Linked DNA regions of Mus musculus: region 2 is linked to region 1. The links are chromatin loops, found by intact Hi-C in ENCODE. Cell type or tissue: left cerebral cortex. All regions are shown on one strand.

Region 1 (4,000 bases):
GAACCTGGGGTCTGAATGCTTGTAAGGCAAGCACTTTATTAGCTGAGCTACTGCCCAGATCCCTGACCTGCGGTTATTAAAGAAGACAGAGGGGTGAGGTGAGAGGTGAGTCATTGATTAAGGCACTAAACATGAAGCCTAAGCCGGGCGTGGTGGCGCACGCCTTTAATCCCAGCACTCCGGAGGCAGAGGCAGGCGGATTTCTGAGTTCAAGGCCAGCCTGGTCTACAAAGTGAGCTCCAGGACAGCCAGGGCTATACAGAGAAACCCTGTATCAAAAAACCAAAAAAAAAAAAAAAAAAAAAAAGAAAGAAAAAACAAAAAAAAAACCAAAAAACAAAAACAACAAAAACATGAAGCCTAAAAATCTTAGTTCAGTTCCCTAAGACCCACGTGGTGCGAGAGACAACCAACTCCTGAAAGCTGTCCTCTGATCTCCGCTTGCACTGACTACTGAACTCTCTTGCTTGCTCTCTCACTCTCTTGCTCTCTCGATTTCTTACCAGAGATGGTAAATAAAAGTTAGGAAAAAAACTAGGTGGAAGAGGAGGAAGAGGAAGAGGAGGAGGAAGAGGAGGAGGAGGAGGGAGAGACTCAGGAGGCTAGGGCAAAAGGGTGGGAATTTAAGGCCAGCCTGAGCTATATAGTGAGACCCTTACTTAAAAACAAACAGGGCTGGGGCGACTGCTCAGTGGTTAGAGCCCTGGCTGTTCTTCCAAAGGACCAGGGTTCAATCCCCAGCACCCGCATCGCAGCTCACAACTGCCTGCAACTCCACAGCATCCAACGCCCTCACACAGACACACACTTAGGCAGAACACCAGTTCCCGCGAAATAAAAACAAAGAAGTCATTAAAAAGAAAAGAACAACCAACCAACCAATGAAGCAGCAAACAAACCAAAAGCTGAGGAGGTGGCTCAGGGCCTGCAGCTCTGTTAGAGAACCCGAGTGAGTGAGTGTGTGTGTGTGTGTGTGTGTGTGTGTGTGTGTGTGTGTCCCTGCCCCCCACTTCAGACAACTCACCACCACCTGAAGATCAAAGGGAATACCAAGCAGGGCAGTAAATCAACTGTCAGGTGAGTTCTGAGTTATGCAGATTTTCAGGAAAGGTTCCTGCCTTCTGCTCTGTGCCCAGTTCCTGGGGGAGGGATGGGACTTTTCTTCGTATTTCTTATCTACTCCCACTCCTACAGGAAATGAGGATTCTCAGAGCTCTCTGACTGGATCTCCTGTAGCCCAGGCTGGCCTTGGTTTTGCTACGTAATGACCTTGAGCCCCTGATTCTCCTGCCCCCGCCTCCTGAATATTGGGATAACAGGCATTTATTACCACAGCTGTTTTTATCACAGTGCTAGGGACAGACAGAGCGCAGGCCTTGTGCAGTTAGGTAAGCACTTTGCTTTGTCCCAATTCCTTTCTCCTTTTCTTTTCTAACTTATTTATTTGTTTGATTGTTACTTAAAAATTTTTTTTTTTGCGGTGCTGGAGATTGAACCCAGGGCCTCAGGCATGCTAGGCAATTGCCAGACTGCTGAGCTACATCCCCAGCCTTCTTAATCGTAATTTGTCCATGTCTTGTTTTTGATACGGGTTCTTACCACGAAGCCCCAGCTGGCCCTGAGTTTGCAATGTCCTTTCTGCCTCTGTCTTCTATTGCTGCGTTTAAAAGTACATGCCTAGCGTTTATTTCCTGTTTTGAGACAGATCTTACCAAGTTGCCCACACTAGCCTGGCACTCAATCTACAGCCTGGAGCTGGCCTTGAACTTGTGATCTTTTTGTTCCAGAATATAGAGTCGTTGGAATAACAGGCCTGACTAGAATAACTGAAGACTCCCATCCCTCACGCACCCAGGGATTCACTATACATAGTGACAGACCCTGCTGGCTTCAAACTGACAGAGATTCTCCTGTCTCTGCCTCCCCAGTTCTGGGATGAAAGGCATGTGTTTTGGCCTGGAATTCTTCATTCTCCTGCCTTAGTTTCCCTGGTGCTGGGATAATGGGGGTGGGGGTGGGGGGAGCACCACCATGCCTACCTTGAAGATTTCTTGTACCAATGTGAGGAAGATGAGAAGCCTCAGAAGAAGGCCGGAAGAAAGAGCCCCCGGGGTTGAGCCGACCTCTCTCCCTGTATTCCTTTCTCAGGTTTCACCTCCCTCCATCTCCTTCCAGGAACCTGAGAGGAGACCAGCCACGTTGAAGGTCGAAGGCAGGACTTCCCTGGCCCAGGCTTTTGGGCGGCGCCCGCCTAGGAGGAGCCTGCCACCCACTGGGAGCGAGCGGTACTGCAGGTGCTGGACACCCACCCCCTACCCAGTCCTTTGACTGATTTAACTCTGCCCAAAGGGTTCTTGTCCTCATGTGACTTACAGTCTATGGAACTGACAAGAGCGACAGAAATCCCGGTAGCAGCTGAACAGCCTTGGATCTTTTTTTTTTTTGGATGGGAGGATTTTTTAAAACAACACAAATAGTATACATTCATAGCCAAATGTTTAAAAAGAAAAAAAGCCCAGATATAGCTTTCCTCAAACATGTGCATAGCAGCTACACAAACTGTAGGCAGCCTTTCCGTCTAAAAAATGTTTAAATACAATGTGGTAGGGACTCATTTAATGTATTTTCATAGACTTTTTTTTTTTTTTTTTTTTTTTTCGAGACAGGGTTTCTCTGTGTAGCCTTGGCTGTCCTGGAACTCACTCTGTAGACCAGGCTGGCCTTGAACTCAAAAATCCACCAGCCTCTGCCTTCCAAGTGCTGGAATTATAGGTGTGTGCCACCACTGCCCGGTGACCATATTTTTTACATCATTATTAATTTTATGTATATGAGTGTTTTGCCTACATGTACCATGTGCATTTCTGGTGCCCGTGGGGACCAGAAGAGCGTGTTGGATTCCCTGGAACTGGAATTATGTAAAGTTCTGACCCACTATCTGGGTTCTGGGCCCTTTATTATCCTCTGCCAGAGCAGAAAGTGATCTCCACCAGTGAGCAGCACCACAGCACTGCAAAACACATCCTCACATGCCTTAGATTCGATTTTCTTTGTGTGTGTGTTTTTTTTCGAGATAGGATTTCTCTGTATAGCCCTGGCTGTCCTGGAACTTACTCTGTAGACCAGGCTGGCCTCGAACTCAGAAATCCGCCTGCCTCTGCCTCCGGAGTGCTGGGAATAAAGGCATGTGTCACCACTGCCCAGCAGATTCGATTTTGTTTTCTTTCTGAGACAAGATCTCATGTAGATGAGACTAGCCGTGTAGCACGGGATGACCTTGCCTTTCGGACCATCCTAACTCCTGGAGTGCTGGGGTTGCTGCTGTTCACCTTGATGCCCAGGTATAGTAGGGACTTGGGGGCCAAAATCAGTGCTTCCTACATGACCAACAAACACTCAACCTGCTGAGCCACATCCCGGACCTGCCTCGTTTTTTCACTGAATGAAACTGCGGATGATCAATACTAGCTCAGTCAGAAGCCAGCCTGTGGCACAACATCTAATCCTAGCACTGGGGAAGCAAGAGGGATTGCATCTCAGCCTGGTCTACATATCAAGTTCCAGGATAGCCAGAGCTACACAGTGAGGCTCTGTCTCAAAAACGAACCAACCAACCAAACAAACATACAAACAAGACAAAGAAAATTAAAAATAACTGCTGTAGCCAGGCATGGTGGCGCACGCCTTTAATCCCAGCACTCCGGAGGCAGAGGCAGGCGGATTTCTGAGTTCGAGGCCAGCCTGGTCTACAAAGTGAGTTCCAGGACAGCCAGGGCTATACAGAGAAACCCTGCCTCGAAAAACAAAACAAAACAAAACAACAACAACAACAAAAATAATTGCTGTCATTTACGGAGCAAGATACTAAGTGTTTCACATAAACCACATTCAGTCCTGAGAACACTAAGGCCCAGATAAATGATTTATTCAACAAAAGTAGCAGAACCAGGATCTAAATCCAATTCCATCTCAGAACTTTCATCCCTGTGTGCTCCGCTCT
Region 2 (4,000 bases), 180 kb before region 1:
GAAGGCCTAGTCTAATCAGTCAAGTGTCCACGTTGGAGAGACACCTCCACAGTAAAACCTCTTGGTTGCTCTTGCAGAGGACCTGGGTTCAGTTCCCAGCAGCCACGAGGCGGCTCACAACCACCTGTAACTCTCATGCCAGGGGGAATCCAACATCCTCTCAGACTGCAGGCACCACATACATTTAATCCACTTACATACACGCAGGCAAAACACCCATACACGTAAAAACAATCTTCATACTTATCTTTGTTGATTATTTATTTGTGTGTACTTTGCACGTGAGCATGGAGATCAGAGGACTACATTCAAGAGCCCATGCCCCGCTTCCTGTCTGTGACAGGGGCTTCACTGCGGATGTCAGCTTCAGTGCTGGGGCTGCAGATACAACCACTGTCCAGGTTTACATGGGAGCTGGGGATGTCAGGCTCGCCTAGCACATGCTGTTACCCGCTGAGCTATCCGACCCTCCAGCCCTCGCTGTGAATAGCTCTTTTTTTTTTTTTTTTTTTTTTGGTTTTTCGAGACAGGGTTTCTCTGTGCAGCTCTGGCTGTCCTGGAACTCACTCTGTAGACCAGGCTGGCCTCGAACTCAGAAATCCCCCTGCCTCTGCCTCCCAAGTGCTGGGATTAAAGGCATGCACCACCACGCCCGGCTTGTAAATAACTCTTACCCTGCAGTATCAGTGAGATTTACAAGGGCTGGCCCACGAACAGTTGCCAAAATGCATCAGTTGCCAAACCAGACCTAATTACTCTGTGACATCTAGAGAAAGACCCTCCTTCGTAGAACCGGATGCAGCCATGAAAACAGTCTGGGCCAGAGCCCCAGAGTAAGAAAGGAGCATTCAAAGCCCTGCCTGGTGGCACCCGCCTATAATTCCAGCACTTGGGAGGCAGAGGCGGGCAGATCTGAGGTCAAGATCAGCCTGGTCTACAGAGCAAGATCCAGGAGGGCAGGGCTACACACAGAAACATTGCCTCAGAAAACAAAAACCAAAAAAAAAAAAAAAAAAAAAAAATGATTTCCCAATTTCCTCTAAACGTTTGCCTACCTGAGAGAGCGGAACTTTACCCAAGCACAGCCTCCGACAAGGTTTCCTCCTCTCTCTGTACCCTAACTTAGTCCTTACCTGTGGCTTGAATAGACTTGTAGTCCCCGTGCCCCAGGGCCCCTCACTAGTTGGTACAGCAATACAGGAGGCCACCTAAACACAGCCTCTGAGGCTCTGGGTCCTGTGCTGTAGACACCTAGCCTAGCGGTCCCATCGGCCGCTGTTAAAGGCTAAAGCCCCCAAAACCCAGCAAACTCCTCCCCTGGCTTCAGTAAACACAGCCAGGATGAGGCTTCACAAAGCAGCCTCCCTACCTGCCAGGCTTCCCCAGGCTTCAGCCGTGGCTACAACCTTTCACTAGCTCTAAATATACAAGGGGTGTTAGAAACTCCTTCACCTCACGCCTCAATGGCCCCATCCTTTAGTACATACAGAGGTCAGACAAAGATCCATCACCACCTGTGTCCTTCTTCTCACAGACTAAAGGGCCCAGAGCTGGGGCACCTCAGAGTGCATCAGCATCACCCCACTAAATTGTTGGGTCCAGGCTTGACACCATTTCAACTAAAGTCCGAACCAAAAGCTTGAATCCACTAGAGGGGGAAAGCAAAAATCACGGGGGGGGGGGGGCGGGAGGGCAGGTCTGTGCAGCCCTGGGTATGGATGGCAAAACTCACAGTGCTGTGTACTGTTGAGTAAGCGTGCGGGCCTTCCGCTGCTCACCACCAGAGGGAGCCGTTGGTCTATCACCTTCCTGCTACCAGGGGTAACCTCGTGCAACCGCAGAATTTTCTTGCTGAGCTAGGGAAAGACTAGGGAGTCCCCAGGCACAGTGGGAAGTTTCAGTCTCAGAGAAGCTAGAGCCGGCGGCACAGAGCTGGCACGGAAACCAGCCTGAGTGCCAAGACCCTGGGCATGCAAATTGGGACATCTGGAGGTGCAATCTAAGGGTAGCATGAAGTTCAAGCTCCACAGACCCAGAGGGACACATTCAGTCAGCTTCCACTATCTCTTCTGCAAATGCAGGGCACAGGCACCCCATTTTATAGCTGTACCTTGCTCGGGCTACAGCTTGAGGCAATACCACCTTCAAGCCAGGAACCTGCACTGGAGCCCAGCACTCAATGGCAGGACTGTCCCATTACTGGAGGAGGAAGGGCACCCACATGTCGAGGCCAGAAGACAACGTTCGGGGAGTCAGTTCCCTCCCTGTACCATATGGCGCCCAGGGACTGGACTTGGGCTGTCAAGACTTGATAGTAAGCACCCCGGAACTCCCTTCCACCCATCCCAACCCCCACTGAAAGGACAGCCAAGGGGAGAATCGGCGAAGCCTTCCCACCCTATGCCCATGCAGAGCTCTTTCCCAAGCGGTGCCCCTTTGTTCTAGCTGTCCCCAGCCACATCTTAGGCATGTGATACAATCTGTCAAAAGGCAGAGTCCTGGCGCTGGACAGGTGCCAAGAGCGGTGAGCTCCAGGTCCAACCCAAGGTGGTTCAGGTTCTGCGGCCGGAGCTGGGGCCCCAGCCATTCCTCAGGTGGCTGGATGTTACAGCCTGCACTTGGGGATTTGCAGACAGGCTGTCTGCTCTCTGGATGAACTGCCTGGATAGGGGCCTGTGCCTCAGCTGTCTTGCCTGCCCCACGTTTCCAGGAATGTCATCATTTTAAGCTTAGGGTTCAGATCAAACAAGAAAACGGGCATCAAGTGCCTACTGGGCACCGGGATCAAATCACGGCACAGTTAGCATGTGGGAGGTGCTGAACAGGCAGGAGCTCTGTACTAGAGGACCCACAACTCTAAGGACAAAGAAATGTCATACCCAGTGCTGGGATGGCAGACAGGGCATCATTCTACCCAAAACAAGGCCTTGGAGGGAGACCCGGTTGTTCTTGGTTGTCCTTGACTGGAATTAACTAAAACCCAGGCAGGGGAACACCTGTGAGGAATTTTCCCTCAACTACGTGGTTGAAGTGGGAAACCCAGTGCTTTGGTTTTGGTTTGGTTTTTTGGTTTTTTTTTGGTTTTTCGAGACAAGGTTTCTCTGTGTAGCCCTGGCTGTCCTAGAACTCATTTTATAGACCAGGCTGGGCTTGAACTCAGAAATCCACCTGCCTCTGCCTCCCAAGTGCTGGGATTAAAGGCGTGTACCACCATGCCCAGTGAAACCCAGTTGTTTTTTTTAAAGATTTATTAATTATTATATCTAAGTACACTGTAGCTGTCTTCAGACACACCAAAAGAGGGTATCAGATCTCATTACGGATGGTTGTGAGCCACCATGTGGTTGCTGGGATTTGAACTCTGGACCTTCGGAAGAGCAGTCGGTGCTCTTAACCACTGAGCCATCTCTCCAGCCTGAAACCCAGTTTTAATCTGGACTTTTGTTTGTTTGTTTTTAAAATTTTGAACTAGTGGGCTCTGGAAGTGCTCTTAGCCACTGAGCCATCTCTCCAGTCCCTCATTCTGATCTGGGTTGGGAAGATCCACCCTGAACCCGGACTGAACCATCTGCTCACAGCCTACATAAAGGACATAAAGGACATGGAAGAAGGAAGTTCGTTTTCTCTTTCTCTCTCTCTCTCTCTCTCTCTCTCTCTCTCTCTCTCTCTCTCTCTCTCTCTCCCTCTCCCTCTCCCTCTCCCTCTGGCAAGTCCATTCCTTAGAGCCTACTTCTTGGGGATTCTGGTGTGTAGAGGACACAAGGCCCTTGTGCTCACAGATAAGAATCAGGGAAACCAGGGATGACAAGCACACAGGTTTGTCTCTTTAAGGGAAGGGATGTGTACCTGTCTTCCACCCAGAAGGCTGAGAGTGGGTGTGGTTAATATCCTGGTGATCTGTGGGGCCAGCACATACCCCAGGCCCCTAGACCATTATGCCTATCCCAGACTCTTCCTCCCTAGACCTTTATCTTGAACACGGTTTCTCAGTCAATCAAGC

What was found. Hi-C counts contacts between places; a loop is a spot of excess contacts. Peaks named below come from ENCODE experiments on the same cell type or tissue, not always from the same donor. Only the 100,000 strongest peaks of a DNase experiment are listed, where the experiment ranks them.
Region 2: it touches region 1 in a loop (2.0-fold over the local background); 1 of 42 quality-filtered maps calls a loop at or near these places.

What each region holds. Positions count from the first base shown.
Region 1 is chr5:115,357,308-115,361,307 of GRCm38, reverse strand. It overlaps 4930401G09Rik (RIKEN cDNA 4930401G09 gene), which reads left to right and starts at 1,185. Exons shown (of 2, transcript NR_163911.1): 1 at 1,185-1,388; 2 at 2,176-2,608. It also overlaps a transcript of Msi1 not described here. In left cerebral cortex, a CTCF peak has its summit at 2,278; a DNase peak (open chromatin) is centred at 2,262.
Region 2 is chr5:115,536,664-115,540,663 of GRCm38, reverse strand. All of the region lies in intron 1 of Pxn (paxillin), which reads right to left. Among named protein-coding and RNA genes, the nearest start is that of Rplp0, 21 kb to the left of the region's middle. In left cerebral cortex, CTCF peaks have their summits at 1,590 and 1,790 (motif pointing right); a DNase peak (open chromatin) is centred at 1,797.